Regions from separate parts of the Homo sapiens genome. Here all the other regions are linked to region 2. Evidence: chromatin loops called from intact Hi-C (ENCODE). Cell type or tissue: endothelial cell of umbilical vein. All regions are shown on one strand. Links, peaks and the distances in the headings refer to the core of each region. The heading gives the core; the rest is flanking DNA.

Region 1 (11,172 bases), core at 3,414-8,413, 84 kb before region 2:
GTTGTATGGCCCGTGAACTAGAAATGGTTTCCACATTTTTTATTGCGATTTAAATCATATATAATTCGTCATTTTCAAATGTACAATTCAGTTGGTTTTCGTATGTTCATAAGATTGGACAGCCATCACCACTAATTCCAGAACATTTTCATTACCCCAAAACGAAATTCTGTATTTATTAGCAATCATTTCCCATTCCTTCCTCCTCCAGGCCCTGGCCACCACTAATTCTATCTCTGTTGATTTTCTCATTCTAGACATTTCATATAAATAGAAGCCTACAATATGTGGCCTTTTATATCTAGTTTCTTTCACTTAGCCTAATGTTTTCAGGGTTCAGCCATGTTGTAGCATGTATCAGATTTTAATTCCTTTTTGTGCCTGAATAATATTCTTCTATATGGATTGGGTAATGAGGGCTCTACCATTGTGAATGGGTTAATCTATTCATGGATTAATGTACTGATGGGTTATCGTGGGAGTCAGACTGTTGGCTTTATAAGAGGAGGATGAGAGACCTGAGCTAGCATGCTCAGCACCCTCACTATGTGATTCCCTGTGTCACCTGGCTACTAAGCAGAGTCCCCACCAGCAAGAAGGCCCTCACCAGACACAGCCCCTCAACCATGGACTTCTCAGCCTCCATAACTGTAAGAAATAAATAGCTTTTTAAAAATAAATTACCCAGTTTCAGGTATTCTGTTATAAGCAACAGAAAATAGACTAAGACATTTCTACTTTTTGGATGTTATAAATAATGCTGTTTTGAATATTAATGTACAAATTGTTGTATATTTGCTTTTAGTTCTTCTGTGTGTATACCTGGGAATGGGGTATATGGTAACTGTTTAACTTTGTGAGGAACTGCCAAACTATTTTTGGTTTTTACATTTTTAAATGGTTGGAAATAATTTTTGAAATGAATATTTAGTGATGTGAAAATTATATGAAATTCAAATTTCGTTATTCATAAATACAGGTCTTTTTTGAACATAGCCATACTCATTTGTTTAAGTAGTGTTTATAGCCACTTTTGCAGAACAATGACAGAGGTGAGTAAATTTGAACAGATGGCCTACAAAGCCTAAAACATTTAGTAGTCTGACCCTTTACAGAAAGTCTGTGACCCCTGTGCTAGAATCATGAGATTCTAGGAGGAAGCTGTTCTGTGGTACTTTTGCTATGCAGTGTGTCTTGAGTGACATAAGACCTGAGCTGGTGAGAGAGGTTAGGACCTGCCACCCAGTGGCACCAATTCTCATAAATAGCCTTTCAGTATAGCTATCTGGTGATTTTAGGGTTGTTGGCATAGAAGTGTGTGTGTGTGTGTGTGTGTGTGTGTGTGTGTGTGTGAGAGAGAGAGAGAGAGAGAGAGAGAGAATACTGAAAACTCAGAAAATTCTCCTCTGATCTCTGCTATTACGCATTTCTGCTTTTTTTCTTTCTCAAAATGAAAACAGCTTCATAATTTTTACTTGTAAAAAGCATTCCCACATCACGTAATCCTGAGAGAATCTTTATTTATATTTTGATGAACATATTTCTTGATATTTCTCTGTAGATAGAAGAACACATAGATATGGAATTTTTACATAGCATAGTTTTTTTTCTGTTATTAGCTTTCCCCCTTGTATGTCACCATTATATTGTTGTTTAAATTTTTTAAATTTAATTTTATTTTTTATATATATTTTTTGAGACAAGATCTCACTCTGTCACTCAGACTGAATGCAGTGGTATGACCTCCTGGGCTTGAGCAGTTCTCCTGCCTCAGCCTCCCAGTAGCTGGAACTACAGGCATGCACCATGCCCAGCTACATTTTTTTTTTTTTTTTTTTTTTTTTTTTTTTTTTTTGCAGAGATGGCATCTTACTATGTTGCCTAGGCTGGTCTCAAACTCCTGGATGCAAGTGATTCTCCCACCTTGGCCACCCAAAGTGCTGGGTTTATAGGCATGAGCCACCATGCCTTGCCTATGTTGTCATTTCTAAATGCATAAATCTACATCTTTTTTTTTCAAATTGATTTTTTTGAGACAGAATCTAGCTCTGTTGCCCAGGCTGGAGTGCAGTGATGCAAGCTCAGCTCACTGTAACATCCACCTCCCGTGTTCAAGTGATTCTCCTGCCTCAGCCTCCTGAATAGCTGGAATTATGGGCACCTGCCAATGCGTCCAGCTAATTTTTGTGTATTTTTTGTAGAGTCAGGGTTTCACCAAGTTGGCCAGGCTGGTGTCGAACTCCTGACCTCAGGTGATCTGCCTGCTTCGGCCTCCCAGAGTGCTGGGGTTACAGACGTGAGCCACTGCCCCCGGCCTACATCATTATTTTGATAGCTATAAAGAATTTTATTAATTTACATATGTGTTTTTTATAGGTCTATAAATAGTATTTCCATAGTATTTTGGGTTTTACTTTTCTTACTTTACATTATTACCTGTAGTTTACTTGTCATTTTCAATAGCTGTGTATTTTTCCATAGTGGTGGTGTTATCCATAAATTAATATTGTTGAGCATTTAGATTTTCTTTTTTTCCACATTTTTATAAAAATATTTCTCTCTTGGTATATTTACAAATAATAGAATTACTAGATTGAACCATGCCTTTTAAACTGGGGTAAACTGATCCCCAATAAGGTTCCAATACTTCTACTGCATCCAGGAGTGCATGGCATGCCCCTTCCCCATATCCTAGTTAATGCTGGATACTGTCAATTGGATTTGTTGTGTTTGCAAAGTATGTCATGGCTCACGCTTATAATCCCAGCACTTGGGGAGGCCAAGGTGGGCGGATCATGAGGTCAGGAGTTTGAGACCAACCTGGCCAACATAGTGAAACCCTGTTTCTACTAAAAATACAAAAATTAGCTGGGAATGATGTCAGGTGCCTGTAATCCGAGCTACTTGGGAGGCTGAGACAGGAGAACTGCTTGAACCCGGGAGGCAGAGGTTGCAATGAGCTAAGATTGCACCACTGCACTCCAGCCTGGGCCACAGAGCCAGACTCCATCTAAATAAATAAATAGATAAAAATATATTTTATCCTATTTTATGATCTATCTCCCTTTTAGATGTGACTGTGACAACCTTAAATTTAAAACTTCTTAAAAATTTTCATTTTCCCATATTATGATTTGTTTTCTTTCTTTCCTTCTGTATAAAGTGACTGTCACTGTCCTTTGATTACTTATGGAGTGATGTCTGGATATAAATGTTGATTTTGTTATAAATTCTTATTTTTAACAATGTTTTCAATCAGTTATGCTTAAAACAGTTATATTTTCCCTGTTTTGTTGTGTTATTTTGATGTTTTATGGTGTGTGCTTTTCTTTTTCTTAAGAGAGCATGGGAGAAGGAAGATGAGACTAGCAAATGTCTCAACTAAAGCAAAGAGGACTGAGGAGGCTTTTGATAGGGATCATAGTCCTGCCTGCTGTGGATATCACTGGAGCAGGTCAAGGGCCCAAGTGAAGTGCAGTGAACCCAGGAGTCTGTAGTTCTTTCTTCTGCTTCTTGGTTCTTTGGCAAAGGCTGCCGCTGGAGACAGAAAAGAACCCCACTCTGTGAATTTAAGAATAGGTGCTTTTGGAGATGTCATTACCTTCATAGGTAGACGGAACTGAGCAGGTGCCTCCTGACTACTTTTCAGAAATTCTCACTGAATGTTTTTCAGCCTAAAAGTGACAGGCTGAAATCAGGGCATTGAGTTTTTTTCCATAAGTTTTTTATTCTTATTTGACCCAATTTTATGTTCAAACATATATCACTGCTGGCACATTATATTTTAGTATGCTGAGGAAGTAGAAGCATGCCCACTTTGGTCTTATTTAATTTTACATGGATTTTAAAAAAGTTACTCAATACCTAAGTAATCTCACTATAAAAAATTTAACACGAAAGTATGTAAAAGAAAATGTCAAAAGCCCATTCAACAATCCCTGACAGATAATTACCATTAACAATTTGATGTGGGCCAGGTATGGTGGCTTGCGCCTGTAATCCCAGCACTTTGAGAGGCAAAGGTGGGTGGATTGCTTGAGCACAGGAGTTCAGGTACAGCCCGGGAAACATGGTGAAACCTCATCTCTACTGAAAATAAAAAAATTAGCTATGTGTGCTGGTGCATGCCTGTAGTCCCAGCTACTTGGGAGGCTGGGGAGGTCACCTGAGCCAAAGAGGTTGAGGCTGCAGTGAGCTGTGATCTTGCCACTGCACTCCAGCTTGGGCAACAGAGTGAGACCCTGTCTCAACAAAACAAAACAGAACAAAACAATTTGATGTGTGTCTTTTTAAACCTTCTAAAATGCATTTAGTACATTCAGCCAACCGTAAAATAACCACACATGCACGCGCATACCCTATATATAGTTGGACCTTCTGATTGTCAAGTTCCACATCCATGAATTTGGCTAACCATTACTCGAAAATGTAGTTAGGCCTATGATGGTTGTGTCTGTACTGAACATGTACAGACTTTTTCTTGTCATTAGTCCCTTAACAATACAGCATAACAACTATTAGATAACATTTACATTATGTTAGGTATTATAAGTAATCTAGAGATGATCTGAAGTATACAGGAGGATGTGCATAGGTTATATGCAAATATTACACCATTTTATTTCTTATTTTTAATGTTTTATTATTATGCTCTTTTTACCTTCGACCAACTCACCGCAACTACACCATTTTATATCAGGGACTTGAGCATTCATGGATATTTTCATATCTGCAAGGGTTCCTGAAACCAACCTCCTGTGGATACTTAGGGATGACTATATATTAAATACAGTATATATAAACACGAATATATTTAGTATTTAGTATATATAGTTACGTGTGTATATATTTTATGGTTGTTGAATATACTAAATGTTGGTTTTCTGGTCTCTTGAAAGACATATGACAGTCCAAGATATACTGCATTTTAAAAAGTCAGTTGCAGAATATGTATTTTCAACATATATACACACACACCTATATATATGTTGACTATATATATTCTGCAACTTGCTTGTTAAAACTTAATATGTCTTGGAGTGCTATATGTTTTTCATGTGACAAGAAGCCCATCTGTGAAAAGGTTGCAAGAATAGTTGTTTGAAAAGAATGATTGCAGAATATTCTAGCTGAGTGCATAAATACTGGTTATAACTCAAAAATTAATAAGATGCACAATGGGAACTGTGTTATACTTGTTTTTTTAATTTACAATCTCTCAATTTCAGATTATAATTTTAGTGGAATTAAATTTGAATTGCTCAAAATAACAATTGATTTTACTTAGCTTCAGATGTAGTACAGTTTGATCCATTAATTTGTTCAAGGTATGTTTTTACAGGCATACTTTGCACATGATCTACACTGTGCCAGTCTTCCTAGTGTGATGCTGGTGGCTCCGGGCACGTAGTAGTGGCAGTGAGCCCTCATGATCTGCTGATCCTTGATACTAGCAAAAATTTTTTTTTTTTCTTAAAGTTTCCTGTGGACTGCACTGTGGGGTCACATGGGCCATATTTGGGTTCTCAGGGACCAATTTCTCTATTGGCTGAATTGTTACCTTTTCATTTAGCTGTATTTATTGCTTGATATTTTTTCTCATTGCTTTCAAACACACTTATACTCAAAAGACATGTTATGATCATTAAGTTAATGGTACAAGTAAATTAATAATACAAGTAATAATATCCAGATGTGCATATAGCTTTACTGCTAAAGAATGAAGAAGTCTAGTGATCTTTGCTGCCAAGAAATAAAGACCCTTCCTGTTCTTCAGTTTACAAAGGTGGGAAAAAAGGAATGGACACAGGGGGGCAGCGTGATCCTGTTCCACAGTGAGCTTGATGCTTTCTTTTTATTAACCTCTGAGATAAATACCTTCGCTTTGGGTAAGTCAGGTATATTCAGTCCAACTGTAAAAGCCTATTCTAGTGGGCACCCATTCACTTAACAGGGCTTAATTTTATACTTTTATAGCAGTGCTTTTATAGCAATATTTTATACTTTCATAGCAATGCTTTTATACTTTTATAGGCATTAGCAAGGAAAGAACTTTTGCCTCAGATTATTTGGTTTTGAATTCCTTCTTTGCCATGTGGTATCACTAGCCGTGTGGCATCATGACAGGTCAAACTCTCAGAGCCTCAGTTTCCTTATCTGTAAAGAGGGAATCAAATGTGATCCTGCATCTGGAAGCGCGCTGTCAATTCTGACATGCTCTAAAAATGTTGGATATTCCTTCAGCCAATGTTGTTATTAAAATTGTTATTTCTCTTAAAGTCTCATTTGTTTCCTTTTTGGGGGAGAAGTTCGTTGATGCCATTGATGATGTCACTGTCTGTGTAATTAGCTCTTAAGAAGAACATTGAGTTCTTTCAGATACTTCCCTTGACCTATAAGACTTGTTCAGCCTGTGAATATGTTTATTATTTCTAACCTAGGCTCTTGCTGTACCATCCTCTTAGTGTGCTGACGTTTTCACACTTGGTGGCAGTTTGGATTTCTAGAAAATGACCACACCAGAGAGACTGTCTTGAGAAGCTTCATAGCCTTCTATTTATTTGTCTAACCCTGTTTCAGTCTATTTTTATTCCTGTGATTCTGAAGATAGGGTATGAGCTCCCTTTCAATTTTCCAGCCTCTTACTTTTATCTAAATTCTTGATAAACACAGGAATAATAATGTAGCAGCTATCCTTTAGATGCAGGGACAAGAAGTAGCCAAAAGCATATGAAAGGAAAGAGGAAAAAGGAAAGGCCTCCTGTGTAGAACATCATATCATGCATCTAGGTGTTTGTTCCCAGTAGGAACATAATGATGTTTACAGAAACCAAAGCAGTTCTGGGGCCGCTGCTGGGCTGGTGTCAGGGAGCAATCGTGGTAATGGTAGGCAATGTCAGGTGCTATGCTGTGCATTCTACATGGCTTTGTCATTCGTCTTTACAGTAGTCTTAAAGGGCAGGTGCAATGACAGTTTTTACATTTTCTTGAAGAGGAGACTGAAGTTAAGTAGTTTACATGATTTGCCCCAGATCACATAGTTGGTAAGTGGTGGAGCAGGGATTTGAACCCAACCCTGCCTGACCCTAGAACTTGAATTTGTGGTGCGCGTCTGTAGTCCCAGTTACTCGGGAGGCTGAGGCAGGAGAATCGCTTGAACCCGGGAGGCGGAGGTTGCAGTTAGCTGAGACTACGCCATTGCACTCCAGCCTGGGTGACAGGGCGAGACTCCATCTCAAAAAAAAAAAAGAAAAGAAAAGAAAAGAAAAGAAAAGAGTTCTTAACACTATAAGCTTCAGGAGAAAGTTGGGTTTTGTTGCTAGTGATAGCTGGGGAAATTGACACATCACTTTCCATTTGCAGGTTGTACTTCAGAGTTTCTGGATGGAGGCAGAGTCTGTTTTTGGCCAACAAGGGTGGGAGGATTATACCCATCACAGGGAGCATTGTCAGAGGAGCATGGTTGAAGAAGGCCAGGATGAGACTAGTAAATGAAGCAGATAATTGATGTTACAATTACACCCATTGGCTGGGCGTGGTGGCTCACACCTGTAATCCCAGCACTTCGGGAGGCTGAGGCAGGCGGACCACCTGAGGTCAGGAGTTTCAGAGCAGCCTGGCCAACGTGGTGAAACCCCGTGTCTACTAAAAGTACAAAAATTAGCCAGGCTTGGTGGCGGGGTGCCTCTAGTCCCAGCTGCTTGGGAGGCTGAGGCAAGAGAATCACTTGAACCCAGGAGGCAGAGGTAGCAGTGAGCCAAAACTGTGCCACTGCACTCCAGTCTGGGCAATAAGAGCGAGACTCCGTCTCAAAAAATAATAATAATAATAATAATTACACCCATCTTCCCTCCTGTCTTCCTAGCCTCTCTATCTCTTTATTCCTAGTAATTTACTCTTATGGAAATTAATTTTTAATTATACCTTTATTTGTATAATTGTTTAATACTCTTAGACTGTAAGCTCCTGGAGGGCATTGATTATATTTATCTTCTTCACTAGTGTAAATCCAGTGTCTATAAGTCTTACTACATAGGAGGTTCTCAATGAATGAAGTGTTTTTTGAATGTATGAATGAAAATAAATTATTGGAAAATGAATGAAGGGTAAGAGTTGGAAAAGCTTTCAGAGAACATTTAGTCTCTCTCCTTTTTTTAACAGTGTGGAAACTGAGTCTCCAAGAGGGTAGCTAATGCTTATTGAGTGGCTAACGTAAGCTGGAACTTAAGCAAGTTATCTTACTTTAGTCCTCATGTTCATTCATTTAAGAAGCATTTGTCAGGTCCCCATTATGTCCCAAGTGTTGTTCTACAGGTTTGGGGGCAGCATCCAGGATGCTGCACTTCACCACTCATCTCAGAACATCATTGAAGTTCAATTTTAAAATGTCTACCGTTAGTGATATTTCAGGGGGCTTGTTGAAGATGCTGACAGTGAGGCCCCTTTTCAGGTGTGATTGTCTTGGCTGGGCCCTGTATTGATTGAACTGCTCTGAGTTCACACCTTTCTAGGGACAGCCCTGCCAGCAGTAGAATAATGTACAGAAAAGACAAAGTCACTGTTTTCATGGAGCCTTGATGGAAGCAGATCACGAATAAATACATGAACAAAAATATCAATTAGTGGTAAATCTTACGTTGAAAGTAAAATAGGGTATTGTGATGGGGAGTGTCTGGGAAGGAGTGCTCTGTTAGGTTGGGTTGCCACCTTCTGATAAGATGACATTTAAACCAAGCCTGTTATTCAGTAGGAAGGAGCCAGCCATGCAGAGACCCAGAGAGGGAACCTTAGAGGGAGGAAGAACAATAAGGCAAAACCGTTATGTGGAGGAGAGCTTGGCGTGTTTGAGGGACAGCAAGAAGGGTAAGGGATGACAGGGAACGATGATCAAGGGGGAGAGTGGCAATAAATGAATTAGGAGAGATTATTAGAAGCCTGATTATATAGAGTCTTGAAATCTAGGGTAGGGTGCTTAGATTTTATTCTAATGCGATGGGAAGCCCATTGGAAGGTTTTAAGCAGGAGAAAGGCAGTCTGATGTATTTAAAACGTTGCAGCGTGCGGACAATGGATTTGAGTGCAGGAGAATGGAGGCAGGGAGATCAACTACAGCCATGGCAGTAATGCAGGAGAGCATGCATGGTGGAAGTACATTGCTGAGGAGGGAACATCAATCCATTGTGGCTGGAGCGTGGCTGGGAGCACACGAGTGGGAAGAAATGCTATTTATGATGAAAAATATAGAATAATTTCTTTTTGCACTTTGATTCTTTCCTCGGTAGAACTGAAACATTAATATTAAATGGAGTTAGTAGGAGGAAGAATTTAATACATCATATTATTTGATGTAAGGTCAATTATGTTCTACAGTTGATGTACTGAAAACAAAGCAACCCTCATCAGAATTCTTCTCATAAGTAAAGTGGCAGCCACTAAATAGCAAAACTGCCTCATTGGCTATAGTTACTTTTTTGATGGTCCTCTGTGCGGGGACCACTCTCAGTCCAGATCACTTGTGTGGCACCTGCTGTGTGGTCAAAGGTGATTCAGATGGTAGCTTTCTGTCCTTCGGCTCAGTAATTGTTCATCCCATTAGACCCAAGATCTTTTGGTAATGAGTATTTTGTAGTATCCCTTTTATGATACTGAAAATATTTGTAGTTAATATAATCAACTTATACAAGTCACTGTAAAAAATTAATATAATATTCTGATTGTAATATAAAGGAAAAATGAAAGTGGTTTATAATAAAATGTATATGTTAATATGTAAGTATCAAGCATAATGAAGCATTTAGATGGGACATGATTTCCAAAATATCAAACAGGTCTGGTTAAAGATCCAAACAAAACAAAATACAATTGTTCCTTGATTTACACGGTACTTGGAAAAATTCAGTGTATTTCCAAATTATGCAAAAAAAAAAGGCTTTGTGTTTACATGCAACATAGTTATATAATTATTTTCAGTTACATAGTTAGTTAAGTTCTAGGCTCAGACAATTATAAAATAGTTTTTAGCCTGCAAGAATGTTTGCAGAATATTAGAAAGTCACTGGGGATGGGGGAGATAGTGTGATGTGCATGAGTGTCTTGAGCACTGCAGAACTCCCTCACACCTCTGGCTACTGCCCCTGAAATATTTCCACAAATGTCCAAAATGTCCTCGGGGTTGGTACCCCTGCTGAGAATCACAGCTGTAGCTGTCATCTGGGCCCTTGGCATCCATGCATCACAGAACACATTGAACCCCAGTCTAAACTGTAAAGTTGTGTGAACAATGCTATGTCCACCTTGTTCCTGTTCTATCCTCAGTGCCTGGGTTAAGGTTTATCATTAGTAAAAATTTGTTGCAGGAAAAATTGGATGGATATATGGAAAGATAGTTTTTCCTTTTTGTTCTATTTTGTAGAACATCTCTTTAGTCTTTTTTTCTCTGTTATGACTTTGGAAGGCTTTAAAAAATTATCCACGAGATAAAAAGTAGTAGAAATTAGTCTCCTCTTGAATAACATGTGCTAGGATCAATATGTCTATTTTTACCTGAGTGCCATCTCTGCCATCATCTGCCTGAACTTTTATTTTGTTAAGCCTGGAGGTGTAAATACAGATATTTATGCTTTTTCTATTTTCTTTCTAGTGTGGGATGAGTTGGCCTACTACGAAGAAAACACACGAGATTTTCTTTTCCCAGAGCCCAAGCTGACACCTTCGCACCCTAGGAGGTGTAGGGAGGTGCTCATGAAGACGGCTCTGGGTTTTCCAGTAAGTGATTCATGCTCATCTGGGCTTCTATTAGGAGAGAAACTCTTGGGACCTGAACGTTTTATTCCTGACAGGGTTTGATCTTTATCTTGGTTAGTACCCCTGCTGTTCTGTTTAGTAGCTCTGTTTTGATGCCCAACTCAAGGTACCAAATTATACTGATTTCCAGTATTGATCTGAGAGGTGGAAGTTTTATCTAATCAGGCTGAAATCATTGCCATATTTACATTGTCACATAGTTATAAAAGCCTCCTTTTGTTGCAGATTAACAGTAAGATTTGTTTGTTTAGTTATAGCTATTATGACTAAATAGAGTAGCGACAGTAGTTATCTTTATTTTGCGCTTTCAATTTTTTACGTAAGATATTTTTCTCCCAACAATTCTCAAGTTAGCCAAGGCAGATATGG
Region 2 (5,000 bases), core at 1-5,000:
CTGGCCCCCAAGTCCAGGCTGTTGGATGATTTATAATGCATTGTTGGGGATAAGGGTGGTGACCACCATAGAGGGAGAGAACAGATACAGGGAAACAGCCTAATCTTTGAAAACCTCTATAAATAGGAACATTACAGAACTTAATGACCATAAAATATCTGTCTGGATGGTTGTAAACACCCCATCTGCGAGTAATGTCAATAATGATGAGGATGATAATCATAATACAAATAATAATGATGACAATAAACACTATATTGACTGCATGTTAATGCATCATCTTTAATTCTCATTACAACCCAAGGAGGCGGGCATTATTACCCCCATTTTACAGAGGACAAAACTATAGCTCAGAAAGGCTAAGTACCATACGATCATAAAGCTGGTAAGGTGAGTGGTAGAGCTGGGATCTCAATCTACATTTTACCTCAAAGGCCATATTCTTAACCACTATTCCATATTGGCTCTATCCATGTGCTACAAAATTCTAGACTAGCGCTGCCCAGTAGAGCTTCCTGATGATAGAAACGTTCTGTTTTTGTGCTGTCCCCTGCAGTAGCCACAAAGTGCATATGGCTAGCAAGCACTTGGAAAGTGGCTAGTGTGACTGACAAACTGAGTTTTCATTTTAATTAATCTATTTTAATTTTTTTTTTTAATTGTAGAGATGAGGTCTCACTATGTTGCCCAGGCTGGTCTTGAACTCCTGAGCTCCAGCGATCCTCCCACCTCGGCCTCCCAAATTGCTAGGATTATTGGTGTGAGCCACCACACCTGGCCAGTTTTAATTAATCTCAATTTAAGTAGCCACACGTGGCTAATGGCTATCATATTGGACAGCCCAATCTCTCTAGACCCTACCAGTGTTTAGCATTTAGTGGGTGCTCGACAATGTCGAATGAACAAACTATAGCTTAACTCCATTATCAAATTCAGGAAAAGCTCTTTGCCTTGCAAGCATGGGCAGGGGAAAGGAAGATGCTACGCGCAAATCTCCTGGCACGTAGTTCCATCACTGCACTGATCATATGGCTGTAAGGCCTGAAGCTTATTCTTCACTGGGCCCCCAGTGCCTTAAATAAGGTGCTCTACGAATGTTTGTACTTGAAGCTTTCCACATGACAGAAAGAGCTGCATTTTTGCAAGTAATCGTCTGCTTACAAATGACCCCATTTCAAAGATCCATTTCTGGGTCCGAAACTTGGACCTCAGCAGGTAGTCCCCTTAGAAACCGCTTATACATGGTGGTTTAGTTTGGTTCCCAGGGCAGCCAACGAGAACACTTTTCAGCCATAAAAGACTCCACAGGGGAACACATGTAACATCTCAGTCTTTTTCAACCTTGTTTTATTGTTGTTGTTGTTGTGCAAAACCACCCCCCAAAGCCGTTTTCCTAATCACCACCCCTCTGAAATTCTAAAACCGCAAACTGTATATCTGGTTATATAGTAAATGATACATGTGTTTTTTTACATAAAAAGAGTAAGATTTTCTCCCCCAACTCACCACCACCAAATAAAAACAGCTTTTGCTGCCTTGGGGACGATATTGTCTTGGTGAGAACTTGTGGTCTAGCGCAATGAATGTTGACTGTGAGAATGAGAATCCAGGCATTAGACTCTTAACTGGCGTTGACGTCGAAGATCAGGCCCAACTTAGTCCCAAACAAGTAAAACCTCATTTGCCCTTTAGTTCTGAGTTTTTATTCTCAATGGACCCCCGGGTTTCTTGCTCTCAGGCCATCTTTGGTGGCTGGCGAGGTCTGAAGGACCCCCTCTCTTTACAGTTCACTATCAGAACTCGTTTCTCCTGGGAGTTGAAAGCTGTCCTATAGGGGGTGATAAATGAGAATGAACTAAGCAGGTGTGATGGCATCTGCACAGAAATCAACAGTGAGTATTTAAAATGTTTATAGTAATTGGACAGTAACTTTATTTCTGTTGAATGTAATAATAAAAGATAGGGGCGGGGCGTAGTGGCTCACGCCGGTAATCCCAGCACTTTGGGAGGCCCAGGCAGGTGGATCACCTGAGGTCAGGAGTTTGAGACCAGCCTGGCCAACATGGTGAAACCCCATCTCTACTTAAAAAAACAAAAAAACAAAAACAAAACCACACACACACACAAATTTGCTGGGTGTGATGGTGTGCACCTGCAATCCCAGCTACTCAGGAGGCTGAGGCAGGAGAATCTCTTGAACCTGGGAGGTGGAGGTTGCAGTGAGCCGATATCATGCCACTGCACTTCAGCCTGGGCAACAGGAGTGAAACTCCATCTCAAAAAAAAAAAAAAATAGGGCTAGTATTTTGTATGTCTATTTTTAATATAACTTTTCTAGTAATTTGCTCTAACTATAGTTTACGAAGGTTATTGATCTGTAACAGATCAGAAATTTTAACAACTGGATTTGCTCCATCCAGTTTAAAAACTAGATGTTTTGTGAAGCCCTGGTGCGGAGACCAGTTACTGTGGGCTTTCAGAGGAGCCTGAACTGTCACCAGATTGAGATGAGCAGGAGAGGCTTGATGGAACAGGTGGCACCTGAATTGGGCAGAAAAAGAAGAGCACGATTCCAGTTCCCTGTGAACCCAGGGTTATCCATTAGAACCTGGGACAGTTTTGAGGCTCGGCTGTGGCCTAGAAACAGGGATAAAATCCCCGGTTGTCCTTGGAAGTCAGGGGCACCTGCTAGCTCTTTATTTTAGGTAAAGGCATTTATTTGCTTTTTTCACCTCAGGAGAAGGCTCTGATGAGCAAGGGTGTTGGCTCCCAGCCAAAGCAGTAATCATCTGAACTTTTTACAAAAACACTCCAAAGGAAGCAGTTGCCTGGCTAAACAATAGCATGTTTTAAAAATAAACATCTGAGGGCAAAAGACTCCTCCTAGAGCTCTCTGATTAAGCAACCACCCACTGAGAACAAAGCTTTCGTGACAATCTCTCCACATTGCTGTTAAGGTATCAAAATTCAACCCCTTATTGGAAGTTCTTTTAGGTCTGACATTTGGTGGTGTTATGCCATTATAAGTGGACACCACATCCAAGAAACTCATTGTTGCATAGGAGTTAAAACTCGCCATGTGGATGACTCCTGTCTCTGTCACCGGCAGAGAGGCCACCTGTGCAGAGAGAAGGCATGGGCTTTGGTGGGACAGACTGGGCTCAAATCCCAGCCTCCTCCCAGACTCAGCTTCTCCATCTATAAATTGGAGGATCTGAAATGCCTCTATCGCCTTTAGGTTAATTGTGAGGAACAAAGTGAACAACCTCAGCTTGCGTAGCTGTTGTGAGGATTAGAAATAATGTCTATAACAGGCCTAGTACAGTGCCCAGAACACAGTGTGTTCTTAGTAAATAGCCTGCATGATTACTGAATAAATGATAAAGATGATGTGCATCACTGAGCAGATGGAAGGTATTCAACAAGCATTAACTGATTCATTCATTCCCTCCCTCATTCATTCCTTCATTACACGGTCACTAAAGAGATCCTTTAAAAACATAAATCAGGTGATTTTATACATCAGGATAACCCTTCAATGGCACTGAAGATAAAAAGAAAAAATCCTTACCTTGGCCAACAGGCCTTGCAGGGGAGGCACCTGCCTGCCTCTCCAGCCCCTCTTTGTGCCATCTTCCTGTCTCATCCCCTCCTCCAGCCTCTTCTGGAACAGACCAAGCTCCTTCCCACCCCAAGGCCTTTGCACAGGCTCTTCCCTCTGCCTGGAGTGCTCTTCCTCACTCTTCATTTGGCTTTTAAGTCCTTTCCTCAGAATCCTTCCCTGATTATCCACCCTAAACCAGGGTGTCCTGATTTCCTTGCTTGGCATCCTGTGCATATCATATCTCAACAATTTTTATCATTGGTTCATTATTTTATATCTCTTTCTTGCTAGGTTTTAAGCTCCATGAAGGCAGGAGACCTAGCTATCTGCTTGTTCACGAATGTATACTCAGTGCCCAGCACATAGGAGATGCTCAGTAAACATGCTGATTGAATGACTAACAGGTATTTAAGTATGGCTGACTGCCCTGGATCCCTCTCCCAGGCTCTGGCCCCTTGGCAGCAGAGTGTTGCCAGAACAAAACTTGCCAGTTCCAGCTGCTGCCCTTATGATCTGTGTGATCTTGAAAAAGTGGCTTAATCTGTCTTCAACCTCCTGTTTCCTTATCTCTAAAGATGGAGTTAAGGTCCCACCTACTTGATGACTTCATAGGGCTGCTATGAGGATTAAATAAACAGGTTCATGATTTTTAAATTCCAAAATGTTTCTTTTATTCCCCAGAGAAAACAAGGCAGGATATGATCTTACTTTGTTAATCCAGGGCATAGGGAAATCTCTGCAGCCTTGATTAGTACTCCCTGGATGTTCAAAGGGAAAGGAAGAGGCAAAGAGGAGCATGCAAAATCTTTCTGTGCATGCATCACCTATGACATCTACTTTTCTTAGAGACATGAAGAACTCTCTTAAAATAGGTAATATCACCACTCTAGGCTATTTGGTGATGTTAACAAAATAAACTGGTCCTTGAGCAGAATCAGCTAAAGGTCCCCTTGAAGCCTCTGTCAGCTGGTCCACATTTGAAGTTCAAAACATGCATCAAGAAGCAGTGGGCTCTCCAGGTGCAGTGGTTCATGCCTGTAATCCCAGCACTTTGGGAGGCTGAGGCAAGTGGATCACTTGAGGTCAGGAGTTCAAGACCAGCCTGGCCAACATGGTGTAACCTCATCTCTACTAAAAATACAAAAATTAGCCGGTGGTGGTGGCACACACCTATAGTCCCAGCTACTTGGGAGGCTGAGGCAGGAGAATCGCTTGAACCCAGGAGGTGGAGGTTGCAAGTGAGCTGAGATCGCACCACTGCACTCCAGCCTGGGCAACACAGTGAGACTCTGTCAAAAAAAAAAAAAAAAAAAAAGAAGCGGTGGGCTGTGTCCTGGTTTCAGCAGTCCAGGAGCTGTTTTAACATTTTTTTCATTACTATGGAACACGGTGGTAT
Region 3 (11,172 bases), core at 3,251-8,250, 130 kb after region 2:
TTATCTTTGGATTGTATTTTTTTTTTGAAAGGAGAATAGCATTGTCAGTAATTTACACATTCTCCAGTGGCCATTGGGGCTCCTAACCCATGGCCTTCCTTAGGGATAACAGAATGAAGATATCTATCCTCTTGCTAGTTGTTCTTTGATTTATCAGAACATAGTGATCTTGAAACCATAAAGCCAGTTATAAATTAACTGATCTTAGCTTCTCAGTTTCATGGAATCATCAAAGTTCAAGTTGGATAACTATTGCTAAGATTATTTATGAGGGCCCTGCCCAAATATTTTGCACGAAAGACATAGGCATAGGTGACTACTGGCAACAGTGCAGCTTCTCTGCTGATCTCCTATTTGTCTAGACGGGGAGCTGCAAAATGGTATCACATTCCTCCTGCAGATATGTTATGTGTGACCCATATAGTGTTTCAAAATCAGAATGATTTCACACAAAAATGCAGCTTTGAACTTCTCTAAAAAACATAGGATGATCTAAAAATACTGGACCCATATTCTCATGCATTAATGATAAGTTGGAGCTAGAATTAGACAGGCATGCATGCACCTTCTAGCTTGGTGTGGTTTCCAATGCCCTCTCTTATCTTAGCCCGGGCCTGCTGGTTTTTACATTACTTTTCTGACATCTGTAGGCATCAGAGTTCCTGGATCTCATTCCCGGGCTCCTTGTTGTCTCCTCTGCTTGCCTCAAAGTTTTTGTTTGTTTGTTTGTTTGTTTGTTTAATAGAAAGAGGACAGATTTCGGATTCTGATAACCTGGATTGGCATCTTAGATCTACCATTATGTGACCCTGAACACAAGTTATTTGATGTCTCTAGTTTCCTTTTTTATAAAATGCCTAAAACAAAAGATGGAGTGTTTAGAAGGTTATCCAAGGTAATGCATGAAAAACCCGCTTTAGTTTCAGGCTCTCATCTTCTCCTGTAGGGCCACTGCATCAGTCTCCACCTTGGTCACCTGCATACAGTTTCGTCACTTCTCCATTCCATAATTTTAAATTACGTTGAGCACTTACTCTGTGTCTGACACAGAGCTGGGGATTCAATGTTTGGTGAAAACAGACTCAGTCTCTATCCTCATGAACCTTGCAGTGCTACTGGGGGACGCAGAACTAATCAAATAGTCATACACATAGATGTAAAATTGTCATGGGGTCAAGCACTATGAAGTGGATCACCTTAGCATTAAGAGAACATGTGACAAGATTCTTAACAAGGCCAGGGGGTCAGACAAGGCTCTTGTGGAGAGCATTGCTAAGTTGAGATCTGAAGGTAAGAAGAAATTGTTCAGTTGAAGAGGAGTGAAAATAATATTCTAGGCAGTGAGAGCCACATGTGCAAAGGCTCTGTGGGAAGAGAAAACATAGAAAACACAAGGCACTAGAAGAAATCCGGTGGGTCAAGAGAAGGGGGAATAAGGGAGAGTTGGGGGCATGAGGCTGGAGAGAGGGAGGTAGGGGCCAAATGGCATTGCAGGTGATGTTCAGGAACTTTATCATCTTAAGAATAGCGGGAAAGCCACAGAAGATTTCAGCGAGGGGTAGGTGCAACATGATAAAATTTCCTTCATGAAAAGGTAACTCTATCTGGAGTGAGGACATCAGATGGGAGGAAATATTAGGTTGAATGCTATGGAACTGCCACTTCCAGGCTGGTTTTGACTTACAAGATAGCAATTTTATATGGTACCACCTGATAGAGTGGATGCAGGGTAGACCAGTTAGGAGACTGGTGAGAGATGATAGTGGTTTGAACTAGGATGAGGTTTTGGAAATGGACAGAGTGGGCAGATATTTAGAAAGTAAAATTAATTAGCCTTAGTGATGAATTGGTATGGGGGTGTCAGGGACAACTCATGTGCCTTAATGGGAAGTGGTGCCATTTGTGAGTAGGGTGCATTGGCAGATGAACAGGCTTGGTAGGCAGGAATGATTTCCCTTTTAGCTAAAAGTGCCTTTGCAACAACCAAGAGGAGATGGTCTCTCAATGTCTCTATAGAAATATCTTGCTTTGGCTTTTGCGGGATTCCTAGGGCTTTGAATGACCCTATATACTATGTTAAATTATCAGTTTAAGGTTCCACACCATGAAGGTTTTATAAATTAAGGCCCCAGACTTGTGGGTAGTATAAGATCGTAGTTTGATTTTCATTGGTGAATGTTTTTTTAGCCCTCTGAAACCACACATAATAGCTTGTTTATGCAGATAGCTCAATTTCATTCTTTCCCTTCTTTAGGCCTGAATTTTTTTTTTTTTTTTTTTTTTTTGAGACAGAGTCTCACTCTGTCACCCAGGCTGGAGTACAGTACAGTGGTACAATGTTGGCTCACTGTAACCTCTGCCTCCCAGGTTCAAGCAATTTTTGTGCCTCAGCCTCCCAAGTATCTGGGACTACAGGTGCATGCCACCAAGCCTGGCTAATTTTTGTATTTTTAGTAGACATGGAGTTTTGCCATGTTGGCCAGGCTGGTCTTGAACTCCTGGCCTCAAGTGATCCGCCCGCCTCAACCTCCCAAAGGGCTGGGATTACAGGCATGATCCACCACACCTGGCCTTATTATTATTATTATTATTTTTGGTAGGCATGAGAAATGTAGCTCCCTTTCCCTAAGGGGTCCATATTGCCACCTGAAACTCCCATGGCCTCCTCCTGTTATCAGCTCATGTTTATTCCTCTGACTTGATTTCATGCTATTCCCGGCACTGGAAATTTCTTTTTTTCTGATTGAACTTGGTTATGTGGAAAATATTTTTTCTATATTTTGTTCAGGATTTCTGTGTAGTAAGGGGCCTGTTTATGTCAACTCAGTGGTCTGGGTGGTCAGAAGCAGTCTAGTAAATTTTCTACACATATTAGTATAATTATTTTCTAATTGTTCTTCTTCTTTTTTTTTAATGGAGTCTTGCTCCATCACCTAGGCTGGAGTGCAGTGGCACAATCTTGGCTCACTGCAACCTCCGCCTCCTGGATTCAAGCGATTCTTGTGCCTCAGCCTTCTGAGTAGCTGGGATTGCAGGTGCACACCACCACACCTGGCTACTTTTTGTACTTTTAGTAGAGACAGGGTTTCACCATGTTGACCTGGTTGGTCTCAAACTCCTGGCCTCAAGTGATCCCCCTGCCTCAGCCTCCCAAAATGCTGGGATTACAGGTGTGAGCCACTGCGCCCAGCCACTTTTCTGCCATTTGACGTAAGTATGCATCTCTTGTCACATGGCAGGGAAATCCTGCAGACCAGTTGTTATCTGGGACTGGGCTTCAGGCTCAAGGAATATAAGAGTGTGTATACATCCTGGGTGCTGAACTTGAAGTTTGATGTCAGATGGAAGTTGCTTTGCAAGACCTTCAGAAGGACATCTCTGATTCCCACCCCTTACCACAGTGTCTGGCATCTAATAGTTGCTAAATAAATGTCTGTGTCATTGAATTGAAATGGAAACAATTATAAGTGGAGAAGAGGGGAGTTCTTGGCATATGCTTCACGATGATATAAAAATTCTGTGATTGGGACACAGAATTGCAATCAGGATGGTTTTTCCAAACCCCAGAATGATTTGTATTCTCAATGGAGCATCCAACTTACTGTTCCATCGCCTCTCACCCATGCATAAAATATAGATGGCAACACTACTGTCTGAAGTTCTTAGATAAAACTTTTATGGATAATTCACTTTCATTCACATATCATACACTGATTATTTACTATGTGCAAAATTTGTTTGCTAGGTTCTATCAGATACAAAATGGTGACTAAGACATGGGCTCTACTCTCTGTCCTCATCCACTCTACAGTTTAACTGTAATGGGTGTGGGCAAAAGTGTATAAGTAACTGAAGTCAAAGTAATAATTCCTTATCAGATGCTTTCAGTGTGCCAGGGACTGTGCTAAGACTTTTACTTGGATCAGGTCATTTGATCCTTACACAACTCTGTGAAGTGGGAGCTATTATTGTCTCCATTTTACCAATGACGGAACTGAAGCACAGAAAAGTTAAACATCCACAAGGTCACACAGCAAGAAAGAGATGGAGCCAGGACTGAAACCCAATCATTCTAGTTTCAGACCTCAAAGGTTCAAATATTTTGCTATATGGTTGCCCAAATAATCCATGATGGATGGTGATATGTTCTGGAACAGATGTTCAAGCTCAGGCTGTGTGCACAAAGGAAGGCTCAGGAAAAGCTCTATAGAGAAATCTGTTTTTACACAGTCTTAAAGAATGAGTAATATTCTGACAAATAGTGATGGGCAAAGAGGTGTCCTAGGAGTAGGAAATTGCCTGAGCAGAGACAGAGGGCAGAAGAAGGCACCACTGCATGTTTGGGAAACTGAAAATAAACAGTTCAACGTGGCTGAATGTGAGATAAAGGAGGAAAGAAGAGTTGGTTGGGACTTAAGTTTCAGATGAAGACCTTTGGAGCAGGAGGTGGGGAAGAGACAAGTGACATTTCTCTCACTGTTGGTCATAAAAACAGTAAATCCTATGAACAACTGAAGCTTCTAAAATCGACTCAGCCTACTCTCTGTTTGGGAGCAGTAGTGGGGCATTTATCCCAAGGAGGAAATCAGATGACTTTGGAGGTTTTAAAATCTTTTCTGGAGTTCAAAGGCAAGGCTTCTTAACCTGGGGGCTCTGGACTCATGGATGGGTGTCAGGGCGCTTGGCACCTCAGGAAATTGTGGGCCAAGTTTTGCATTGCATGAACGTATGTGTTTTTTGTCGAGGAAGATTGTTCATAAGATGCCTCAGTTTCTCTAAGGGTACTTGATCAAATACCCTTTGCAAACCACTGTTCTGAGCACAGAGTCAGCACCCATCTTTCTGGGGCCTTCCTGGGACTGAGGAACTGGAACCAATGTTGTGCAAAAGTCAGAACTGAGAGTTTAAGTTCCAGATTCACAAGTAAAACTTCCCAGGGAAATACCACCGCTGTGCATCAGTGGAGGCCTGCTTGGTGTTCACCTTTGCCCTGGGATTGCAGGCTACCCTGCTGGGCAGTCCCGAGCAGGTGGTACTAGGTAAAGGCACATCTCATGTGAGGTGTCAGCAGGAACTGGAGCTTCTGTCCCAGGAGGTTTACAAGAGTATTAGGAAGCTGAAGTTTCCAGGCAGATGACAGCTGTCTGGAAGGATCTCTACCCATTGCATTGCAAACCCAACCCACTGGAGTCACTCAGCAAGGAAGCAGTCTTGAGAATGAGGCAATCTGTGGGCAAAGCCTATGAGAAAATCCTTCATTTCCTTCTCTTTGTCACATCATTTCAACACTTGCCTGGCAGGCCCTGCCATTCCCAATACCAGCTGAGGTGACTGAGGGCAGGAAGGCAGATATGCCAGAGATGAAAACAGGGTCTCCAGGCAAATCCTTTGATTCATGGAAATAGCTGTGGTAGAGGCTGGTTTGGTCATTAGTGGCATATTTTGCATAATGATATCTTTGATAAAGGGAAACAGTCTTGTGTATATTACTTAGGATTAAGACTCTCTGCATGTGACAGAAAACTCAGGACAGCAGTGCCTTAAACATGATAAAAATTTATATCGCTCTCATGTAAATCAGATCTGGAGTTGGGCAATAAGGGCTGTTTTGGCAACTGATTCCAGATGAGCAGGGACCCAGGCTCCTTCTGGCTTGTTTTTCTTCTAAACTTCGGGGGCTGCTTCATGATCCAGGATGACTCCTCAGCTTCCAGTCATTGTGTTCATATGCCAGCACAGAGGAAGGAAGAAGAGGGGAATACGGGAGCTCCCTTCCTTTTAAGGACACTTCCCCAGAAGCCTCAAGTTTCAGCCTGTTTACATTTCACTGTCCAGAACACGTTGGCCACAAATATAATGCCCAGTGTATTCTTTTCATCAGAAAATCTCTAATTAAAAAAAAAAAAATGGGCTGGGCACAGTGGCTCACACCTTTAATCCTAGTGCTTTGAAAGGAAGATCACTTGAGCCCAGAAGTTTAAGACCAGCCTGGGCAACATGGCAAAATCCCGTCTCTACAATGAATAAAATAAAAAACATTAGCCAGGCATGAGGGCAAGTGCCTGTAGTCACAGCTACTCAGGAGGCTGAGGCGGGAGGATCCCTTGAACCCAGGAGTTTGAGGCTGTAGTGAGGTGTGATCATGCCTCTGCACTCCAGCCTGGATGACAGAGCGAAATTCTGTCAAAAACAAACAAACAAACAAAAACAAAAGCAAATCCACTATCTGCTACAGTTTCCCAGTGAATGTTGCAATAATCAAGTATTCTCTAAGAGACCACGTTAGACCTTTAAAGATTATTTTCTCGGGTCATACTCCTGTTAGGAATCTAGGCTAGAATCTGTTGCCTGGTACTTACAGGCCTATTCTAATTAAAGAGGCAGAGATTCATAGTGGTTTACAGCTTCAAGAGGGCTTAAAAGGTGTTCCTTCTAACTGCATAATTTCACAGATAGGGAAACAGACGCCCATAGAGACTTAAAAATACACAGTGAAAACAGGTTGGGGTCATGAAGAAAATCAGGGGCAGAGCTAGCTCTGGAACCTACATCAACTGATTTTAAGTCCAAAGTTCTTCCTGCTACCTCATAGGCTTCTTTTGAAATATCACTTAAAAAAGAAAAACTTTTACACTGATGGTTCACTGGAAATTCAAGGATATTGGGAGTTTTCTTGTAATTGAACTTTCTGTCAAAATCCCTTTGCTTCAATTGATTTTAGGGAATATTTCTAACATTTACCAATTCTTTTTCCTGACCTCATTCAAGTTAAGTGTGATAGATGGAATTTATATTTTCTTTAAGTTTGCACTATTTTGTGGTGGATTAGGGTCATTGTTTGGTCATCAGCTCACATTTCCCACCTCACTACAGATTAAAGTTTAGCAATGTTTTATAAGAGATGCAAAATATTCACTGATTTTCTTCTGACATTATAAGTATGTGTTTGTGTGAATGTTATGAACAAGAATAAGGTAGCCGAAGGTCTAGAAATACCAGGAAAGATAGCCTGATAGAAGCAGTTGGCTCATTTTTAATAAAAATGATTCCATGTACCCCTTATGGCATTTGTGCAATAACTTAGCCAATATTTATTATAGGGCATTGGGCTGAACGTTCTGTGACCTTGTGATATCCTCTAGAAATTATTGGTTTTTCAAAAATAAATCCCTTATACGAGCTTGTTTAATAGCTGCTAGAGAGGGTTTTTGTGGGTTTTAATAAGGTATAAGTGATGTCCTGTAGGCTGCTGCCAGATAGGAGCTTTGGTGTCATTTTTCATTGGGAAAGAGAGTGGTTTTTCTAAAGGTCTGGGGGAGGGGTGTGGGAAGTTGGGGGAATGAGTAGCTTTCTCTGGATCCAGCTGGGAAAAGATGGGTTGAGTAGAACTCTTGTGCCCACCAGGAGGCCTTGGGAGCTAAGACTAAGATGCAACTCAGAGGGAAATAGCCGCCCTTCCGTGTGGTGGAGTTTAGTTTCAGCTTCAGCTCCCTGAAAATTAGGGGTCTTGGGGTCTGTGACGTCAGATGACAAATATTTGTGGATCCTCTCCAGACCTGAGGAGGTTCTCTGATAATCGGCACTTGTTGTTTAAAAGGCAGATGGTGATGAACTGGGCTGGGAAATGATCGGAGTTGCCCAGAGGTAGGGAGGGTCCCCTGACCTTTTTCAGGGGACCCCACCTATGGAGGCATATACTCAGGCACTCGATCCATGTCCCCACTGCTGCTTCTGACCCCTTCTGTCCACCTGACCCTTAGAACACACCTAATTTTCTCTTTTGACTCCTGTGATGTGCTTCTTTCTCCAAAAACAGGGCATAGCAAGGCAACAATGACCACTGTTTAAGAAGTCTGGGTCCTGGGGTTCAAAGGAACTGAGGGTTTACTTTTTCTATCTCAGGGTCTTTGCCTTGTGTCTTAAATGTATCCCCCAAATCTCTTCCTCTAGGTCTCAGTGCAAATATCACCTCTGCAAGAGACCTTCCCTGGGCTGCCCCGCCCCCAGCACTCCCTGACTTTCACACTTTATCTCATTAACCTGCTTCACTTTCTTCAGGGCTCTGATCTCTAACTGAGCTTATCTGAGATTTGTATTTCCTCATGTGTGGTTTGCTCTGACTTCCCCCGGTAGACTGGCAGGCAGAGATGTTGTGTCCCCAGTGCTCATATAGGACCTAGCACAGGAGAGATATGTAACTGATATTTTTTATGGACTGGTTGACTGCAGCAGAATGTGATATTTTCCAGGGGAAACAGAATCCAGGTGGATCCCACTAGACTCCTGGGGGTAGCCCACTAACCCCAAATCCTGGGGAAACCATGTCTTCTTTTTATCATCTCACATACATGGACTTTTTCTTTAGAGATCTTAGCACTGTCTGTAAGTATGTATTTGTAAGATTATTTATTTAAGGCCTGTCTGTCTTACTAGGACAAGGATTCATAATCATTTTGTGCCAAGGTTTGCTTTGTTATCTGATGAGGCCTATGGACTCTTTCTCAGAACAATGCATAAAATAAAACACATAGGATTATGAAGAAGACCAATTATACTGAAATACAATCATCAAAGTGTTGAAATACAAATTTATGATATGGTTACATATGTGCTTTTTCATTAACACAAAATCTGGTGGAAGATTTAAACCTACCATAATTCTTGAGCGGTGATGGACACAATTGACTTTTTGAGAAATCTGCAAACACTGTAACTTGATATGAACATGTCTGTGGTTTCTATTGGTGACAGAGGCACAGGACCTTTTTTACTGCTGTGGTTTGTTGCCTGCATTCACAATTGAGTAAAATGCTAAATTTCAGTTAGAGATGACTGAAAATAAACATCTGATTGTTTTCCTACTCATGTTTAATGACTCCCTGAAGCTGATCCATGCATTCTAGGGGGCATCCCTGAATCCTAGGTTAAGAATTCCCGCAGTAGAATATATCACTTATGTTTGGTTCACTATTTTAACACTAGCACCTAGGACATAGTTGGTACTCTTTACATATTTGTGAATGGAAGAAAGGAAGGGACTTTTCTGTGTCTAACACTATTCTCAGAACAAGTTTGCTGAATGAATGAGTGAATTCTGCAGACAAGGCAGTGAGCTATGCAGTAATAAATGAGAGCACCCTCTTCCCCTGCCGGTTCCAGTGACAACTGTATCTTGGGTGAGGTCCTTTTTATTCTGGTGAAATCCATTGAGTGCCTCACCCACAACTAACACTGAATAAGTATTTGAATGATGAAACGCCGCTAAACCTGAGAGAGACAAACACCACCTGTAATTGATCAGGTATGATGGATCAGTGCATTGGGACTTCCATCAGACCAGCCAGCTTTCTCTTTGGGCTGTCTTTGGTTTCCTTTTTCATAGCAGCATCAGCAGCTTTTATTAGCCAATGTCTTTTGCTTGACAGCATCTTTCAGTTGGAACCAGGCTTGCCTTCACCACCTGCCCTTGGTGAATTGTCTTGGATGGACCCCCTTTCCTGTCCTGTGGGACGAGAGAGTCCTGTGGGATAGCAGGCTCACTAGTAAGCTGGTCCTGTCATATGACAGAGATTATTTCAGCCTTTCATGAATATCAACTGGAAAGACCACTGCTATGTAGATTATTGCTTTCACAGTGCTTTACAAGTCAGCAGTCACTGACAGTAATTAAAGGGAAACTCAGTGCTGGTGAAGATGTCAAATTCACTATTCAATGCCTCAGAAAAATTCTTAATATGTCAGCAGTGCAGAAGCGAACGTGCAACTTTGGTAGCAGACACTTTTTTAAAATTTTGGAATGCTTTCTAAGACCAGAATAAATAAATATTCATGCAAGTGCTACAAAAATGAAGGCTCTATTTCTTAATGGGGGAGATATAAATAGCTTGGGGAAAATATATAACAATTTCAGGTGGCTATTATAACTAGATGTTATACATGGACTAGTTTTATTGTAATTGCAAGGTGCAATCCATCTTTCTATGTTATATACTCAACCTATGTAATATCACCTCTTTTCTTTGTAATTTACCCAGTCTCAGGTATTTCTTTGTAACAATGCAAAAATGGACTAGTACACTGGGGCCCCATGCTTCTTGTTCAAAAGAGATCAGCGGCTGTTCAACCAGATGAGCACCTAGTGGAGTCTTTCTCCCTGACGTAATCAGAAGGATTAAACATTAGGGAGAGAAAACAAGCAGATCAAATGGTAAACATGCTCTGGTATTCCCCACCTGCCTTACCCCCGAGTTTATTGGCTTGCTTAACGTGATACTAAGTGGTGACTAATTATACTTTCCTTGGATCACAGCACCTTACGAGTAATGGTTTGAGGTTCAAGATGCTTGTCTAGCTAGATAATCATCTAATTATCCTTCTTCTCGTTAGGTTAGTGGGATATACATGGTCTCAGATAAGATACTCAAGGTAATAGAATATGGCTTCAGTGATGGAAGAAAATGATGTCCCCTCTTTTTAAACTCCTTAAAACTCCTGGCCTATTCTGCAAATGTGGCACTCAGTGGACTTGATTCTCAAATTGCATCTTCCTCTCCATGTGGCCCCCTCTTCAGTGATTCTTTGAGAATCTGTGGTTTTCAATTTTGGTTGCCCATTAGAATTACCTGGGAGTGATTTTGTTTTTTTGAACCACACATGCCTGGACCCCTCTCCAGGAGTGAGCACCACAGCTGATAGCCTTCAACAGCCAGGCTTCAGGACATTGCTCTAAATTCCCCATAACTACTCTCAGTGTATTTCTGTTCAGATCCCTGTAGACGGTGCTCAACCTGGGTAATACGGTTTAATTCTGTGTCCCTGCTCAAATCTCATGTTCAATTATAATAATCCCCAATGTGGTAGGTGAGGCCTGGTGGGAGATGATTTGATCATGGGGGCAGATTTCTCCCTTGGTAATGTCATTGAGATAGTGAGTGAGTTCTCATGAGATCTGGTTGTTTTTTGTTTTTGTTTGTTTGTTTGTTTGTTTTTGAGACAGAGCCTCATTCTGTCTCCCAGGCTGGAGTGCAGTGGCGTGATCTCGGCTCACTGCAACTTCTGCCTCCTGGGTTCAAGCGATTCTCCTGCCTCAGCCTCCCAAGTAGCTGGGACTACAGGCGTGGACCACCACGCCCGGCTAATTTTTGTATTTTTAGTAGAGATGGGGTTTCACAA

Evidence for each region. Peaks named below come from ENCODE experiments on the same cell type or tissue, not always from the same donor. Only the 100,000 strongest peaks of a DNase experiment are listed, where the experiment ranks them.
Region 1: a loop joins it to region 2, with 2.5 times the contacts of the local background. A loop is called at or near these places in 4 of 110 quality-filtered maps.
Region 3: a loop joins it to region 2, with 4 times the contacts of the local background. A loop is called at or near these places in 3 of 110 quality-filtered maps.

What each region holds. Positions count from the first base shown.
Region 1 is chr9:4,634,867-4,646,038 of GRCh38, reverse strand. SPATA6L (spermatogenesis associated 6 like) reads left to right here. Exons shown (of 12, transcript NM_001353486.2): 4 at 10,640-10,764. Among named protein-coding and RNA genes, the nearest start is that of PLPP6, 22 kb to the left of the region's middle. In endothelial cell of umbilical vein, for the core only: a CTCF peak has its summit at 5,788 (motif pointing right); a DNase peak (open chromatin) is centred at 5,808.
Region 2 is chr9:4,553,284-4,558,283 of GRCh38, reverse strand. All of the region lies in intron 2 of SLC1A1 (solute carrier family 1 member 1), which reads right to left. Among named protein-coding and RNA genes, the nearest start is that of SLC1A1, 65 kb to the right of the region's middle. In endothelial cell of umbilical vein, for the core only: no CTCF peak of the experiment used is centred there; DNase peaks (open chromatin) are centred at 2,853 and 4,103; H3K27ac peaks cover 1,824 bases.
Region 3 is chr9:4,419,597-4,430,768 of GRCh38, reverse strand. It overlaps a transcript of GLIS3 not described here. Among named protein-coding and RNA genes, the nearest start is that of SLC1A1, 65 kb to the left of the region's middle. RefSeq lists a silencer at 5,526-5,820. In endothelial cell of umbilical vein, for the core only: no CTCF peak of the experiment used is centred there; DNase peaks (open chromatin) are centred at 5,338 and 5,668; H3K27ac peaks cover 1,507 bases.